2 separate regions of the Homo sapiens genome follow, and region 2 is linked to region 1. A link is an interaction called in ENCODE POLR2A ChIA-PET data of the cell type or tissue named here. Cell type or tissue: MCF 10A. All regions are shown on one strand. Each heading gives the region's core, and the rest is flanking DNA. Links, peaks and the distances in the headings are about the cores only. Region 1 overlaps RIPK4 (receptor interacting serine/threonine kinase 4). Region 2 has its middle 47 kb from the start of LINC00111.

Region 1 (8,327 bases), core at 71-8,070:
TTTTTAGACATTTTCGGTCACACCACAAAATATCATGAGTAGCCCAGAAATGTCTTTAGAGGAAAAGGGAATCTGTCCAACAAAGCTAAAAAGTCCTGGATTTTTATGATAAGTAAGTCAAGGTGTGACAACTTTGAGGATGGTGTTCGGAATGGTGGCTGCCTGGCTGGGGAAGCAAACACCACAGCTCTCAAGCTGGGCAGGGGTGCCACTCCTGCAAGCAACTCCATGGCACTGAGCAGCTCTGGAGGTTGGCTGCGCAAGCACGCGGGTACATGTAATGCTCCTGAACTGTATGCTTCACACGGCTGACATGCTAAGTTTTGTTCTGTGTATTTTATGACTATTTTTTTAAAAAGTAAACAAAAAAGAATTAGCTGGAAATACCAGCACAGGCAAACCCCTGGAGACAGAAAGCAGGTGAGTGGTTGCTGGGGCTTGAGCAGGAGGAAGGGCGAGGGACTGCAGAATGGCCATGGGCTTTGCCTTCTAGCATGATGAGAATGTTCTGGAATTAGACAGTGGTAACGCTTGTTCAACACTGCCAGTGTAGTTAATGTCACTGAATTATACACTTTAAATGGCTAACATGACCAATTTTATGTTATATATATTTTACTACCACAAAAAAACTAGCTGGCACCTAAAAACATTCCATTGAACAGGCCCCTTCAGATCTGTGTCTTTTCCTGCATGCAAATTACACCACAGAGCAGCACCTATGGCAGCGTGGATCACAGGCTCTGTTTTAGGATAGAGAAAGGACAACAAGGTGTCCCCCCATTATTCCAGGAAAGACAAGCACATTACACCTCAAAGACAGGTCCACTCACCTGCAAACGGCTTCTTCTGTGTGAGCACGCCCCAGATGACGATCGCAAAGCTGGAAGAGAAACCAGGCACGTTAGCATCTGACAGCCAGAGACTCAAAGCCAAATGCACTCATGCACAGCAACAGGCGTGAAGACACCTGTTCTGAAGCCTTCCAAAGACAGAGCCATGACACCGAGATATTTCTCCTGTTTTTAAAAAGAGAAAATTCTCTATAGTGAAGCCCAGCATGTTGATAGCTCAGATGTCAGACAGACTCAAGTAACTTCGCCAACTGGGCTACAATCTTCAGGCAGCTTGAGGGACTTCCAAAGAGGGTGCCACCCTATGCGGGGCGTGAGCTCCTGGGGAACAGCGCCTGTGTGCCTCACTGATATCTTCTCGCAAGCACCAGGCACAGAGCACCTGCGCAGGCATTTACTGAAGAAATGGATGAATGAATGATGGGCAACTCCCATGCCCTCCCCCAACAATGATTTCATTCTCTGAAAACACGGATTCTGGTTCTGATCAGCGTTCCTAACGTAGGCTTGCTGAGATTTCAGCGTTCCTAACAGAGGCTCACTGAGAGTTCATCATTAGAGGGTTGTTAAAGAAAGTGCGCAGAAAACGTAGGAGACAACACAGCTGAACGCCCCAAAGCCTTTTTCGGGGGCTGCTTAGAAATATATAGATAATATGAGGGATACGTTCATGTACATTACTCTGGATACACCAAAAAAAGTGCCCAAATTGATTAAAAAAAAAAAAAAAAAAAAGAAAAGAAAAACAGAAGTCCGAAAACTGAGCCTCCAAGGAGCACTGAGTTGGTGAGGGCTGTTTATAGACAACGAATTCACCATCGAAAATTAGTTCAAACGGCAGGTTCAAAAGCTGGAACTCCAAACTCTAAAATAAATGGAGAGGATCTCAATCTCCCCAAACTCTACAAGCTGTGACTAGTCTCCAAAGTGACACTTCCAGGCAACTCTCAGCTTAAAGCCCCAGCTAAGCACATGCACAATGGCCACTGTCAAACCAGTCAGCCTGGGCTGCTGGCGGCGGCAGTGACCAAAAGGCAGAGCTCACATGCGGGGTCCGAGTCACAGTGCTGCTGGATAACAGCCACAATGGGAGGCTTAGTGCCTGCTCACACGCTCCCACCCACTTTTCTTCTCCAAGAAGTCTGTGTGATTAAGACCTTTACAATTTGAAAAAGGAAGGGACTAGGTGACTTGGGGATTGATCTCTGACCAACAAAGGTTAAGTGCCATGAAGAAGATGAGCTGCTCGCCTCACAAAATCAGAGTGAATTTCGGAAAGTACAAACACACATGCGTACAGACCACTGAAAGCAGCAGGTTCTTCCAACAGACAAGCCATAAAGCCCACGGGTCATGAAATCACCAAGGCTCTGACAGGGCAGGGCTGTCAGCCTGGCCCAAATGTGGACCTGGGAACACCCTTCCTCCTTGGCTAGCAACACTCACAGCAAAGAAATCCCTGAACTCTACAAGCACCCACCCCTTCTATGTGGACTTAGCCCCCTTTCTGTTTGTTTGTTTTTTAGACAGGGTCGCGCTCTGTTGCCCAGGCTGGAATGCAGTGGTGCAATCATGACTTACTGCAATCTCCACCTCCCGGGCTCAAGCAATCCCCCAACCTCAGTCCCGAGTAGCTGGGACTACAGGTGCACGCCACCAAGCTGGGCTAATTTTTGTATTTTTTGTAGAGATGAGGTTTCACCATGTTGCCCAGGCTGGTCTCAAACTCCTGGGCTCAAGTAATCCTCCTGCCTCGGCCTCCCGCAGTGCTGGGATTACAGGCGTGAGTCACCGCGCCTGGCCCGAGCCCCATTTCTGACTGGCAGCAAGAGGCCTTTCTGAAAGCTGCAGCTCAGGGCATGAAGCATTGAGGTTGAGAGCCCCTGGCACCCACAGGGGATGGGGGGCGGCATGTCACACACCTGTATACATCGTGCTTGGTGTCGAAGAGCCGGCTCTTCTCCCTGATGCGCTCTGGAGGGAGGTAGGCGATTGTGCCAAACAGGCCATCCATGCTGAGGTCATGCGAGTGGGACAGCCCGTTGCACTTGGCCAGACCAAAATCAGAAATCTGCAACACAGCCATCAGAGCGGGGCTCATTAGCCTGCAACAGTGATATTTTATGATGCTTTATCAAAAGCTCCCTTCTGCAATCTCAGAGGGTGGGTGAGAGCTTTCCAGGAGCCCCTAAGAGCCGTGTCTGTGCCTCTCCAGGTAGCCCTGCCCCAGGCAGGGAGGGAGACAGATTCTGGGGCAGAAGCAAGCCTGGAGGCATTAGGAGCAGCACATTTGACGGGCAGGTGAAAGAATCGTACTGTAAGGAAGGAGTTATCCGGGACAGAACTGCAGAAGAATTAGAATCCACCTTCTGTAAAGCATCATGTTTGCCATGGTGGTTGAGAGCCGGCTGAGCCGGCATAAAGGGAAAAAAACAAGCCTTCGAGGGTTCAGGTAAAGAGAGACACATGTGAAGACCAGGTCTGCTCCTAGAGAAGTCGGGGAGCAGGTTATGCAACCTGCCAGCTGGGGAGGCTGGCGGGCAAGTGGCTGCAAGTCCTTTAAAGGGAAACACAGAAACACACCTTCAGAAGCCCTTTAAACTTTAAAGCAAACAAAACACACGCCTCAGAGCCCCGTCCATCTGGAGTGTTTTGTGATCAGCAGACACTGGCTGGCTGCTTCAAACACATGTGTTCGAGTGAAGGTCTGATAAACACCTCTGCTGGCAGCGCCCGGGCCCCAAGGAGCACCGGCCACCCAGCTCCTCCAGGAATGCCCTCAACGTCCGCATTCAGGGGAGGCAGGTCTCAGGTCTCCTTCGGGCAAAGGTGACCTTGGAGCTCACTGGGGAGACTTCACAGACCCCCGGTCTGACCTCTCTCGGGGGCATCCCCTTTCCTGCCAGTGTCCTACCCTCTCCAGTGTAACTCAGTCCCCTTTGAAGCTGCTGAAAACCGTATGTGGGATGAAGACACAAGTCATCAGCATTAATGGGACTCTTGATCCAGGGGGAGTGCTGCTCTCAACTTTCCTTCAAGGCATATGGATTTTTTTAAAAACCCTTTTCATTAACTCTTGAGCTCCTCTCAAACACACCCATGGAGTGACAGGAAATGAGGCTGAGTCAGGCCTTAATTCTGGGCTGGCCATGCCCATGTGGTGAGCCAATAGGGCTGCTGTCATCAGCACCAAACAGCTGGGAGAATTTATGACCTGTGACTCGGGCTTCCAGGGATCCTGAGCACATCTGCAGGGAGGTAGGGGGGAAGGCCTGCGAGCAGGGACCGGCCCTCCTTCTCTGCAGCCAGGAGCACCAGGACAAGGCCTCGACTCCAGCGGCTCTCATGTCCTCCCACTTCCATTTCTCCCAGGGCCTTCAGGCCTGCACCGCCCTTGAGAGCCACACTCTGCACTCCAGGGAAAGCGCCAGCTCCCCAGAGGAACGCCATCACCCGACCCTGCAAACCCCGGCGGCTGCTGGACGCTGGGACACAACAACGGGTCCTAACTCTCCAAATAGCTCCAGAGCACAGGAAGTTTCAGTTCAACAGTCATCAGTGGCTTGAAAGCCTTCAAATTCAGAAATGGGCTGAACAATGAGAACACATGGACAGAGGGAGGGGAACATCACACGCCGGGCCCTGTCGGTGCGTAGGGGAAGAGGGAAGGGAGAGCATTAGGACAAACACCTAATGCATGCGGGTCTTAAAACCTAGGTGATAACCTAGATGGTGGATGGGTGCAGCAAACCACCATGGCACATATAAACCTATGTAACAAACTGGCACATTCTGCACATGTATCCCGGAACTAAAAGTAAAATAAAAAATAATAATAAAAATAAAGAAAGCATCACATACTTTCTAGGCAATTCCTCCTCCCCCTGTATGGTTGAATGTAGGAAAAAAATATCTCCCTCCCACGGTTAGTTAAGGATCAGACTCACTGTTCTAATCTTGCCTGTACAAGTTAGTAGCTCCGTGGCCCTGGACTATTAGCCTCTCTGTGCCTGTTTCCTTTTTTCATAAAAGGAGGCAATAGCAGTACCCATCCTGTAGCTTTGTTGTGAAAATTAAATGACATCTGAGATCATTAAGAAAGAAAAGAAAAGAAAAGAAAAACGACAGGGGTGCAGAGATCTCAGCCTGGTGCTTCCCCAGGCCTGCAGCCTTTTCTCCTCCTGTCTTTGTCAGATAGAGCCAGCCACTCCAAACTATACTTGGTGAAAAGAAAACGAGCAGAAATTCTCTGTAAAACCTCTGGCAACAAAATGCAAGCTCGGAATTGAGAATTCTAGGAGGGTCACTGACCCTCTATGTTCTCCTCCCTCCATGTCTCGGACTCCTGGCCGGCTGCATTTCCCCTCCGCCTTTCCTCATCTTCCCACCCAAGCTGCCCCTCACCCCGTGTCCTCAACAGCGAGCTACTGTGGCATCCACTCTGACCAGCAAATGCTTCAAGAGTTACAAACACTCTCATCAGCACCCGACTCTGCATCTCCAAGAGCTGAGGGCTCACAGCTGCCCCCAAGCACATGGCCCTTCAACTTCAAGGTCCAGCTGTCAAGACTAAGAAAGCAGCCTGCCGGGGTTTTGCTGCCTCTAAAAGAAAGACACAGCAGAACGTGACCCGCGTGTGACCCTTTGAAAAGCGTCTGTTTTGGGCTAACTGGACATATAAATGCAGCCTGAGATTTTAAACCAAGTTATTTCATTTTTAAGTTGAAATTGATTCCAACTAGTATCTTAATATTGGTATTTAGTATATGTAATGTTGAATAATATCAAGCATTAATTTGATACTATTACTTTGTATACTATTTACATTTAACTGCTTCATGAAGTAGACAGTTGCTGTGATATTTCCAGTTTGAATCGAGCCCTGAGCACTGAGGGAGCCCATCTCAGAGGCGAATGGCAGCACTGGAATGGCAACTTAGGATCTAATTGCAGGATTCTGGATTACAGTTTTCCTGCATTGAATAACTGTCTACTGAGGACTGCCCAGAAGCCCAGTGGTCAGTCCATGCAAAGCTTCCACACTTCGTCTTCAGGAACAAAGGCGCTGACTCTCAGAACCCCGACACACACTCCCTGCTGCACTCTACGCACACCAGTAGCTATTTCACAGAAAAAATAAGTATGTCACGTAAAGGTATTTTTCGGTTTGTTTTTGGGCTTCTTGATGGTGACTAACATGCCTGATTAAGAAGGACGCCACACAAAAGCAATCTTTCCTGCGGCCTGTCAGGGTACACAGGGCCCTAAGATGTCCCAGGGGCACCACACAGAGATGTCCTGTCACTTCCTGGCCAGCACCCAGCGTGCCTTCGACAGCAGCCTCCCTGAGAAAGCAGTTCCAGGCAGCATCCGCCCCCTGCAGCTGTCCTGAAAGACAGGGAAGCCCTGCTGCCTGCTGCCCCTGCAGGAAGGCCCAGAGCTCTCTGCGTCTCTTGGGCTGTTTCCTTCACCTAAAGGCTCTGCTGCTGCCTGCCCCGACTCCTGAGGGCAGAAAAGCCCCACCCTGTGTGAAGGCCCAGCCCCAGGAGCACTCCCACCCCCTCCCACAGGGCCGCCTCTAGGCCCAGCCTGCGGGCCACACACCCTGCCCCCAAGTGACTGCTACGTGCAGTGGTCATTTGGTTTCTTTCATGTCAAGCACAGTGGCAGGCCAGGTGGAAATCAAGGTCTCTGCTCCGTGACTTACAGCTGGACGATCCTGGCTGCTAATTTACTCACTCTAAGCAGAGACTCAGCGAGAACCAGAGGCCACCGTCCACTCTGCACCTCTGCTCTGAGGATGAGGGCAGCTCCCGCAGGTGAAGCCTCTAGCATGTCCTTTCCGGTATTCAGTGCACGTTGGACGGCAGAGCTTACTAGTCATTAGGGCCCCAGAGCCTGTGCTACCTAGAAACAAGCCCGTAAATGTTGGCGGGAATGGGGGGTCCGCATGTGAGGCCCAGCCCTGCCCATCACAGGAAACGGGAATCCCAGGGGTCCCAGAACATAAGCAGATGCGGGAAACCACCAGAGAGCCCGTTCAAGCCAAGTCATTTGATTTTTGTCTCCATTATCTCAATTTCCTACTTCACTTCGCAGGACGGTGCTTCATCTTCTAGCTGAAATCTTATTACTGCGCAACACCTACCTAAGAGACAACTTATAATTACTGCCCGAAGTGAAAAATTGACCTCCTCACCACCGCCCTGGCTGAGCAAGGCACGCGAGATGCACTCGTCCGCAGAGTCTGGGCACAGGGAGCGGCCGTGCGCATGCCATACGAGCCACCGCTCCCGTCCCACCCAAGAGCTCAGGGGCAGGGCCGGGCCCTGAATTCAGGTCTCTCCTAATTAATGGTCAGGCCATCAGAGAGGCCTGGAAGTGCTGTGCCACCAGGAACAGTAGCACAGCCAAGCCAGGCAGGGGACTCCTCTGCTTGTCCCCTGCATGAACTACATGGATCCGGACCATGGCTCTCGGCTCCTTCTCACTCCCAGGGCAGACACCAGTGTCATGTGGACCAGCCTATCACCCTGGGCCTCCCAAGAGCATGTGAACATCACCACGTGGGGAAAAACTACAACGCGCCAGGTGTAACCACCACATGTCAACGACAGTACAACCCTAGCCACGAAGGCCATCAAAGGAGATACAAGGAAATACAGCCCTGATGCAAAGGTGATGATGCTAACACCTGCCAAGGCCCAGAGGCAACACTGGTTTTCAGTTACATTATCTCTCTTACTTTTCTGTGTTTCAAAAACCTATCAGCGAAGCAAAAGCAAGCTCCATCTCCCAGGCGTTGCACTAACGCAACACGCTGCCACTCCGCACTCTACGCAGGGGCAGACAGAGGCAACGAGCCCCTCCTCACAAGCCTCTTTCCACAGCACTTTGAGGACCCCACTGCAGAGGACCCCCACATTCCCACCACCCCGAGCTCCTGAAAACACTGAGGGAAATGCGTCCCTTTGTTGCAGAGCCTAAGGTCTCGCAAGGACACACCTGGCCCACGGGCTGAATTCTAACCTGATTTCATAAGACCAAAACCCACAAACCCGTAATCTTTTTCCGGAATGAGTCATATGCCAAGATTTGGGGGAACAGCCCCCATGTTCACCAAGCTACCCTCCAGCTACATGGCGTGTGGTTTTCATACCAACCAGGACAAGCTTAGGCTCCTGGAGTCCTCATGCTGCAAAAGGCCTCGGTTTCAAGCTCTTTCCTCCAAGAAGAACCACCTCCTCTTCTGCCCTTGTCCTGACCTCAGGGCTTGACCCCTTGATACCCTGCTCCCCAAGACACAGGCCCTCCCTGCCCAGCTCTCTCGGGCACCGTGCGGCCCCCCACCTTGACGTGGTAGTGGGCATCCAGCAGGATGTTCGCGGGCTTGAGGTCCAGGTGCAGGAGTGGCGGGGCCATGCAGTGCAGGAAGTTCATGCCCACCGCCGTCTCGTGGATGATTCGGAACCG
Region 2 (8,327 bases), core at 192-8,191, 120 kb before region 1:
ACCACACCTGGCCCCTTGTTCTATTTTTTATGTCTATGAGATCCACTTTTTTTAGCTTCTGTGTGTGAGTGACAGCGTGCAGGGTTTAGCTTTCTGTTCCTGGCTTGTTTCACTCAGCATCATGCTCTCCAGTTCCGTTTGTCTGGAGTGAGTGTGGATGTGGATCTGATCCTGCAATGGAAGGGCATTACCGTGAATGACAGGATCTCATTCTTACATATGGCTGAATAGTATTCCATGGTGTATATACGCCCCGTTTTTCTTTATCCATTCATCTGTTGTTGGACACAAGCCAGGATTCCATATCTCAGCTATTGTGAATATTGCTCCAATAAACACTGGGAGTGCAGATGTCAGCAGAATAAAACTAGGCCCCCACTTCTCACTGCATACAAAAGCCACCTGAAAATGGATCAAAGACCTCAAAGGCAAGACCCAAAACTATAAAACTCCTAGAAAAAACAAAACAGGGAAATGCTTTAGGACATTGGTCTGGGAAAAGATTTTACAAATAAGACCTCAAAAGCACAGGCAACAAAAGCAAAAATAAACAAATGGGATTATGTCAAACTAAAAAGCTTCTGCAGAGCGAAGGAAACAATCTACAAAATGAAAATACAATCTACAGAATAGGAGAAAATATTTGTAAAGTATTCATCTGATGAAAGATTAGTATCCAGAATATACAAGGAACTCAAACACCTCAAGAGCAAAACAACAACAAAACCAATTCAATTTAAAAATGGGCAAATGATGTGACAGACATTTCCGAGAATAAGACATACAAATGGCCAACACATACATGAAAAAAGGTAAAGAAGGCAGATTTCTGCCTTTCTGTCACGGGTGGTGACTAGCTAGGGCTGGTGTCGCAGGTGGTAAAGGTATTTGCCAAGAGAGTAGTAGGTAAAGAAAGGCAGATTTATTAGAGAAGGTATGAGAATATGTTGCAAGGTTGCAAGGTTGCAATGGGCTGTCTACAAAAAGGCAGGGGCTGGAGGGAAGTTTTATAGGGTCATGCTGGAGGGGCCAACAAAAGGAGGTCATGCTGCTGGGGCCACCAGGAACTAGGTCATTGTCATCCTGTCATCCGGTTGTTTGTGATTGGCCATCTCTCAGAATAATTGTTCGTTGTTATTCCCCACCTGGGGCCCTTCCCCACCTGGGGTCCCTCCTGATTGTTGCTTACTTATCTTATCAGGACTCCACACTTTCCCTGATGAGTGTCCTTGGTGCCTTTGTCAAATATCGGATCACTATAGATACATGGATTAATTTCTGTCGATAATTTGTTTCATTGGTCTATGTGTTTGTTTCTATGCCAGTGCCATGCTGTTTTGGTTACTATAGGCTTGCAATATATTTCGAAGTCAGGCAGTGTGATGCCTCCAGCTTTGTTCTTTTTGCTCAGGATTTCTTTGGCTATTTGGGGTCTTTTGGGGTTCCATACAAATTTTAAGATTTTTTTTTCTATTCCTGTGAACTATTTTGACAGAGATTGTACCAAATCTGCAGATTGCTTTCAATAGTGTTACCAGTTTTTAATTTTTCTTAAATGTATGAAAAGCTCATATTTGTTTCGATGTTTAATATTAGAAGTGTTTTGATCTTTATTTCAAAATTTGGGCCAGGTGTGATGGCTTATGCCTATAATCCCAGCACTTTCGGAGGCCAAGGGAGGAGGATTGCTTGAGACCAGGAGTTGAGACCAGACCTCATCTCTACAAAAATTTAAAAATTAGCTGGGTGCTGTGGCATGTGTCTGTGGTCCCAGCTACTTGGGGAGGCTGAGGTGGGAGGATCACTTGAGCCTGGAAGGTGGAGGATAGAGTGAGCCATGATTGTGCCACTGCACTCCAGCCTGGGCAGCAGAGGGAGATACTGTTTCAAAAAAACAAAAAGCAAAAAAATAAATAAATAAATAAAAATAAGACCAACAATAAAAATTTGGCGATGTTTTCGCGACCAAAAATATGCCTTAAGAACTTAACTCTTGTTTACGTCAACTAACCTGTGGTGAACTGGTTGCATTATATGTCATTTTGCCGAAAGTCACAGTTTCCAAGAACCTATCAAGCAAGTTAAGTGAAGACTTACTGTACATACCTATAAGAAAAAGCAACAACAAAATGGGGAGACGCCCCGACACATGGGGGTACGCCTATGTGGAAGGTTGCAGAATCGCTGCTCTCAAAGTTCCGTGTCAGGCCGCCTACCCTGATGCTGTTTCCTTGTCCACGTGAGTCAGTTCTGCAGAGGCCTGGCCTGGCAAGCGCAGCCGTGACTTCTCGCTAATCTTCCTGAGAAGCCGCTCCACCATCCATTCATCCTTAAGAACCCCGGGTGACTCATGACGCTCTGCACAGGACAGTTGAGAATTTATGGGGCAATATGTTTGCCTTCACAAGCCGTCTAAGCAATGATGAGCAATTCAGGCAGCTATGATTAAAAAGAAAAAAAAAAATGTTTTCCATCATCCAGTTCTCCTGAAGAAGCCAAAAACACCGAGGGCTTGAAGTTGTGTTGACAGAATCTTAGCCAACTCCTTCCTAGGGATTTAAACTGTTGCACCATCAATCATTTGCAGAATTCATGGCGATTATCATTTACAACCACAGTTTGAGAGTCAAAATGATCAACCTCAGTCAATACCTACACATGAATTGATGGTCTCAGTCATTTGCCCTAAAGCTGGAATTCTATTTTATTTTTTGACCTCTCCCTCTCCCGAAAAGACAAATCCCAAGTACACATATCAAGGTGTGGTTCAATCCGAGGTCCGTCTCCCCTTGGGGTGCCAAATGCGTCTGGGGGTTCTCCCTCCCTGGGCCGGCTCCACACGGTCGTGGAGCCTACCTTGCCCTGCCCCTCACCCTGTCCCCTGTGCTTCCCTCTCCCTGGAAGCGAGGCCTGGGCTGTCCCAGGGAAGGATCCAGCAGGAGAGGGTGGCAGGGCCGGCCTGGGCTGGGCTGCAGCTGCTGTCGTGGTTGCCATCCTCGGCATGCGTTCGCTGAGGCTGCCGCGGTAAAGCACCACAAACCGGGGACTTAAAGTCACAGAAATTGATCCTCCCAGAGTTCTGGAGGCCGAAAGTTTGCCATCAAGGTGACTGCAGGGCTGGTTTCATAGGAAGGCTCTGGGAGAATCGGTCCCTGCCTTTCTCCAGCTTCAGTGGCTCCAGCAATCCCTGGCTCTCCTTGGCTCATGGCCACGTCACTCTCTGCCTGCATCTTCACGTGGCCTCCTCCTCTCTGTCTCGATGTGACATTTTCTGTCTCCAATAAGGACACTCATTGGATTTAGGGCCCACTACAGCCCAGTATGACCTCTTCTTAATTTCACTACAACTGCAAAGAGCTGATTTCTAAATAAGTGCACATTCACAGGTACTGGAGATTGTGAGCTTGTCTTTTTGAATATTTCTTTTTAGGGGACACAATTCAACCACTACATCCTCCCACAGAGGAGAGCTGAGGCAGGTCTGGCATGGGGGCCCAGGCAGGACTGGAGGAGGGCAACAGCCAGTGGGGGCACTTGGAGAGGCCTTGCCCCCACACAGCAGGAGTGTGGGATGATGTTTAGGATCCTGGCAGTCCATGAGCTCTTGGAGGGAGGGTGGATTATGTCCTTTCCTGAGAGTGGGTAAGCGTGGAGGTGGCACCTCCCTGGCAGCAGTGAGCAGGGGCAGATGGGAAGATGTGTGGGAAAGGGTTGCTTTGCCGCTGTGCCTGCGGGGATACCAGGAGAGGAGTGGGGGGCAGTGGATGTTCCTGAGCTGGCCCTGCGGAAGAGGAGATGGGGTTACCGGAAGAATGTGTCTACCAGAGCTGCTGCATGAGGGCACAGGTGACCCTCTGGAAGAGACAAGGGACACCGGGTGTCCTGCCCTGAGGTTTGGGGGTGGGGCATGATTCCACCTGTAACCACAGCGAACAAGAGAAATAGGCCCAGCTATGCAGCTGATGGCAGCTGGCACAGTGCCTGGCCTGAGGGAGGAGCTCCTTCAAGCAGTGGCTTGACTCATGACCTGGGAAGAGGCAGGGGGTGGGGGAGGCATCAAAATAGCGTTTCTGAGCTGCAGGGGGGCTTTGGTTTGTCCTGTGTCAGGAGTGCCAGAGGTGCTCTCTGGAGGATTGAGGCAGAGGCAGATGAGCGCCAGCCCGCATGGAGGCAACGTGTCTGGGGACACCCAGCGGACAGGGCAGCAGCCCTGATGCTTGGAGTCCTTGAGCAAACATCTCGATCCTGTGATGAGTGCACGACACCCAGTCTCTGTGTGGTTGATGGGGCTGGGTGGAGGCCAGGGTGGGTCTCACCTCCGGCTCACAATTGTTTGCCACTGACTTGTGAACACACCAGCAGTCAGGAGCCCCTTCAGGTGCTTTGGATTGAAGCTTAGACAATTCGCTCTCTTTAAGAAAAATAATATAAAGTCATTAAATCAAAGTAAGATACAAATATGAGTTCCTATTTAGAATGTGAATAAATCACCAGAAAGTGTTAGCGCCATGGAGATTCAGGTCTCTTCCTCTGTCCTTCTGCAATCTCTTTTAAATAGATTGAATTCTGGCATCCTCTCCTCACCTACAACCCTCTATAGCTCCCAGAAGCTCTGGGTGCTCCCTGGGTTGGAGTAGATTGGGCCCCTGGAACTTCAGCTCATTCGCTTCCAGGTACAGCCCCTGCCACCTGCAAAGGGGAGGGTTATTTCAGGCCAGGTGTGGGTATCAAGGGCTGAGCTCCACTGTGGGCTCAGGCAGATCCTCTGTGCCAAGAGGTTTGGAGGCTCCTCCACCTGGGCACCAGGCCCAGCTGGAAGGCAGTGACCAACTTCCTCTTGCACCTGTCAGCCTTCACTTGCTCCCCTCAGACCTAACGCCAGAGAGGAGGACTCCCTCCAGCAGCAAACATGCAATTACGTCCCCTCCTTCTGACCTAGCTCAAGAACTCCACTGGCAGCTCATTAAGTCAGGGGCAGCTTGAAAGTCGCTGCTCTGAATGCCACAGTTTTATGTCACTTGTAAGAAGGGTTGGGGGCGGGTAATCACAGCCCTCTGCACCAGACGAAAGGTGCGCAGGGAAAGGGTAGGTGTAATTGGGGGCCCCTGCAGCTCCTCTCCACAGAGCAGAGTCACGCCCCAGGTTAGACTCTCCCCAGAACTGCTAGCCTGGCCGGGGCCTGCCAGTTGACTTGGGGAAAAGGCAGAGGTGGAGGCCTGGGAAACTGGGAGGCTGTGGGCCGCCATCCTCAGCTCCCCACCGCTCCTGAGCACCCCTTTCTCCGTCTGTCACTCTCCTCTCCTGCTCTGTGCCTGTACATCCAAGCCTGGGTCCTGTGTGGGCTGCTGGGGAAGAGGAAAGAGGGGCTCCTCCTTCTAAACACCCCACACGTAAGCGTGGCTGCTTTCAGTATTTCATTGAATTGCCTGCTACAGTGGGGATTTGGGCAGGATCCCAAATATCTTCCTTGTGTCCCAGAATCCTGTTCATTTTTCTATCTGTGCATCCATCCACCCATGCGCCATCCATTATCCATTTGTCCATCCATCCATCCACTCACATTGATCCACCATCCATCACTCTTTCATCATCTGTCCATCCATCCACTCATCTGTTCATACACCCTCTATCTATTTATCATCCCTCCATCCTTTCATCGTCCATTCACCATCCATCATTCATCTGTCACCCATCGGTCCATTATTCATCCATCATTAGCCCAACTGTCCATCCATCCATTCATCATCCACCCACCATCCATCACTCTCCATTATCTGTCCATCTGTTTATTCATCTCTCCATCTATTCATCCTCCATCCATCCCTCTATCCATCTACCACCCATTCATTCATCATCCGTCCATCTCATGGAAAAGTCTTATGCACCTGCTAACATGCATGCCAGGAGCTGCGCTTGTCCCTGAAGCTACAGAGGCTTTTGAGACCAGGGTCTTGCCCCTCATGGTGCCACTGCTCTACTGGGGAAGCAGACAGAGCAGATTGAATGGGCCCAGCGACAGTCATGGGGCACAAGCGGTGCCATGATCCTGGAGCAGCCACTGAGCTGCCCCTCCTCCTTCCTTCTCCCGGCCTGTCTCTTAGCAGCCCTGCACTCAGAGTTGGGTGCACCCCCAACCCCACTGTCCCCTCCCCTGCTCCGCAGCCTGGGACCGGTTCCTGGGAACCTGCAGGTGGAGGACTCATGGCCCCAGGCAGGGTGATTACCCGCCTCACCCCTGCCAGTCTCCACAAGACTTCCCCTGAGGCCCAGCTCAAGAATGCACTGCATTTTTCTCATCTCAATAAAGGTACAAAGGGTACTTCTGGAGCCAGGAAGCCAAGAAATCACACCCTTTCAGGTGCATTCTTGGCTGCTGTGTTGAGGATTCTTTTTAGGGGGTTGGTAATGCTGCTTTATTGGATAATTTACCTCTTTGACTCAGGCCTGAGGAACGCCAGTCCGCCCCCTCCATCCTAACCTGCAGAACCCTCAGCCTGTGACTCTGGTAACAAGGAGGACCTCAGTTAATCAAGGCAGGGAGGGATGTGGAAGAGCAGGTTGGGAAGAGGGAGGCCCACCCAGCAAGGGGGGCAGTGAGATAAGGAACTGAGACCCTGTGAAGCCAAGTGGCTTGAAGCAAAGTGGCTTGAAGCCCCACATGGTGATGGCAGAGAGAGTGCTCTCGGGGCTGCAGCAACTATTGATTTCATCACTTTCCTTTGCAATGTTGGCTTGTGGACACACCAGCCAGGTGGCCTAAGGATAAACCTTGGCCTTCAAATCTTGAAATTCACCCTTTCCCAGTTCCAGCTTTGACACATTGAGTGACTTAGGGGGAGTCACTTGGCTTGCCCCAGTCTGGGCGTCCTTGTTTTGAAAATGAGTCGGTTACAGCTGTGAGCTCATAGTGTGTCGTGAGAACCGGTGACTTACTAATGCTTATGAATTCACGGTTGGGCTCTCTGAGAGCTCGGGCAGGGCACACCATACAAGGCACCAGGCCCTCGGGGCGGTGAGGAGGGAAGATCAGGGGAGGGAATGTTTCCCCTGTGTGCCCAGCCCCGTGCCCCTCTAGGGCCTGCTCCCAGTGCCCTGTGACCTTGGGCAATAAATGTTGCTATTAATGGTACATCTGTCTTGCCTGCTGGAACGTCAAGCAGTTTCACAGCATCAATCAAAGGCTTTGAGCTTCTGGGAGAAGGCGCCAAGGAGCTCCAAGGTGTTATTAGAAGTAATTGGGTCTGCAATTGGGGAAACCTTCAAAGCTGCCAGACTTAGTTTACTTTACCCACTTTCTCTCTTTCACCTTTCTCCTCCCCCCACTACCTTGCTATTGCCCTCCTTTCCCTCTGCCTCCTCCAACAATTCTTTCTCATCCTGTCTCACCCGCAAGTTGCTCTCACACTTTCCCTGCCAGCGTAAGAACCACCCCCAGCCCCCACAGCCAATAGTCTGATTCTACAGTGATGGACCCTCACACAACCAGGACTGGCAGGAACCCCGGAGAGCATGGAATCCAAACCTCAAACCAGAGAGGTGAAGGTTGTCCATCCATCCATCCATCTATCCATCCATTCATCCATTCATCCACCCATTCATTCATCCATTTATCATCCATCCATCTATCCATCTACCCACTCCATCATCCATCTTTTTGTCTATTTATCCATCATCCCTCTATATATCCATTCATACATCCATCCTCTCCATTTATCATCCACTGATCAATCCACCATCCATCCATCCATTTATCCATTCATTCATCTACCCACTCATCCATCTATCCTTCCACCCACTCTACCATCCATCTTTTCATCTATCTATTCTTCCATCATCCTTCTATACATCCACCTGTCCATCATCCATCCACCAGCCAGCCACTCCATTCATCATCCATCCATCCATCCATTCATCTACCCACTCCATCCACCATCCATTCATCTTCTCATCCACCCATCCATCATCCATCCATTCATCCACCCACTCCATCCATCCACTCATCCACCTGCTCCATCCATCCATCCACTCACCCATCCATCTATTCATTAATCCATTCATTCATGTATCTATCTACCCACTCATCCATTCATCCTTCCACCCACCATCCAGTGCTGACTCTGCCAGGCCTATGTTTCTTCTAAACATACCCAGATAAAGAATTTAGGCCTGCCTCTAAAGTCTAGTCAAGATGCAAAAAACAGGACTCCCCTGGTAGGACAAATGTGGGACAATGCCCTGGCTTCTTACAGGGAGCCCCTTATCCTGCCCTACACAGCCCTGTGGGGCCTTTCTTCATTCTCATTGCCCTGACTCACACTCCATGTTGT

Evidence for each region. Peaks named below come from ENCODE experiments on the same cell type or tissue, not always from the same donor. Only the 100,000 strongest peaks of a DNase experiment are listed, where the experiment ranks them.
Region 2: POLR2A ChIA-PET joins it to region 1 with 12 read pairs; 7 of 35 experiments call an interaction of 5 or more read pairs at or near these places.

Annotation. Positions count from the first base shown.
Region 1 is chr21:41,748,321-41,756,647 of GRCh38, forward strand. RIPK4 (receptor interacting serine/threonine kinase 4) reads right to left here. Exons shown (of 8, transcript NM_020639.3): 2 at 8,205-8,327; 3 at 2,777-2,925; 4 at 834-883. Among named protein-coding and RNA genes, the nearest start is that of MIR6814, 5.6 kb to the left of the region's middle. RefSeq lists an enhancer at 4,521-5,312. In MCF 10A, for the core only: no CTCF peak of the experiment used is centred there; DNase peaks (open chromatin) are centred at 2,671, 3,431, 4,021 and 7,941.
Region 2 is chr21:41,628,153-41,636,479 of GRCh38, forward strand. No RefSeq gene overlaps it. Among named protein-coding and RNA genes, the nearest start is that of LINC00111, 47 kb to the right of the region's middle. In MCF 10A, for the core only: no CTCF peak of the experiment used is centred there; DNase peaks (open chromatin) are centred at 2,349, 3,979, 6,309, 6,849 and 1 weaker place.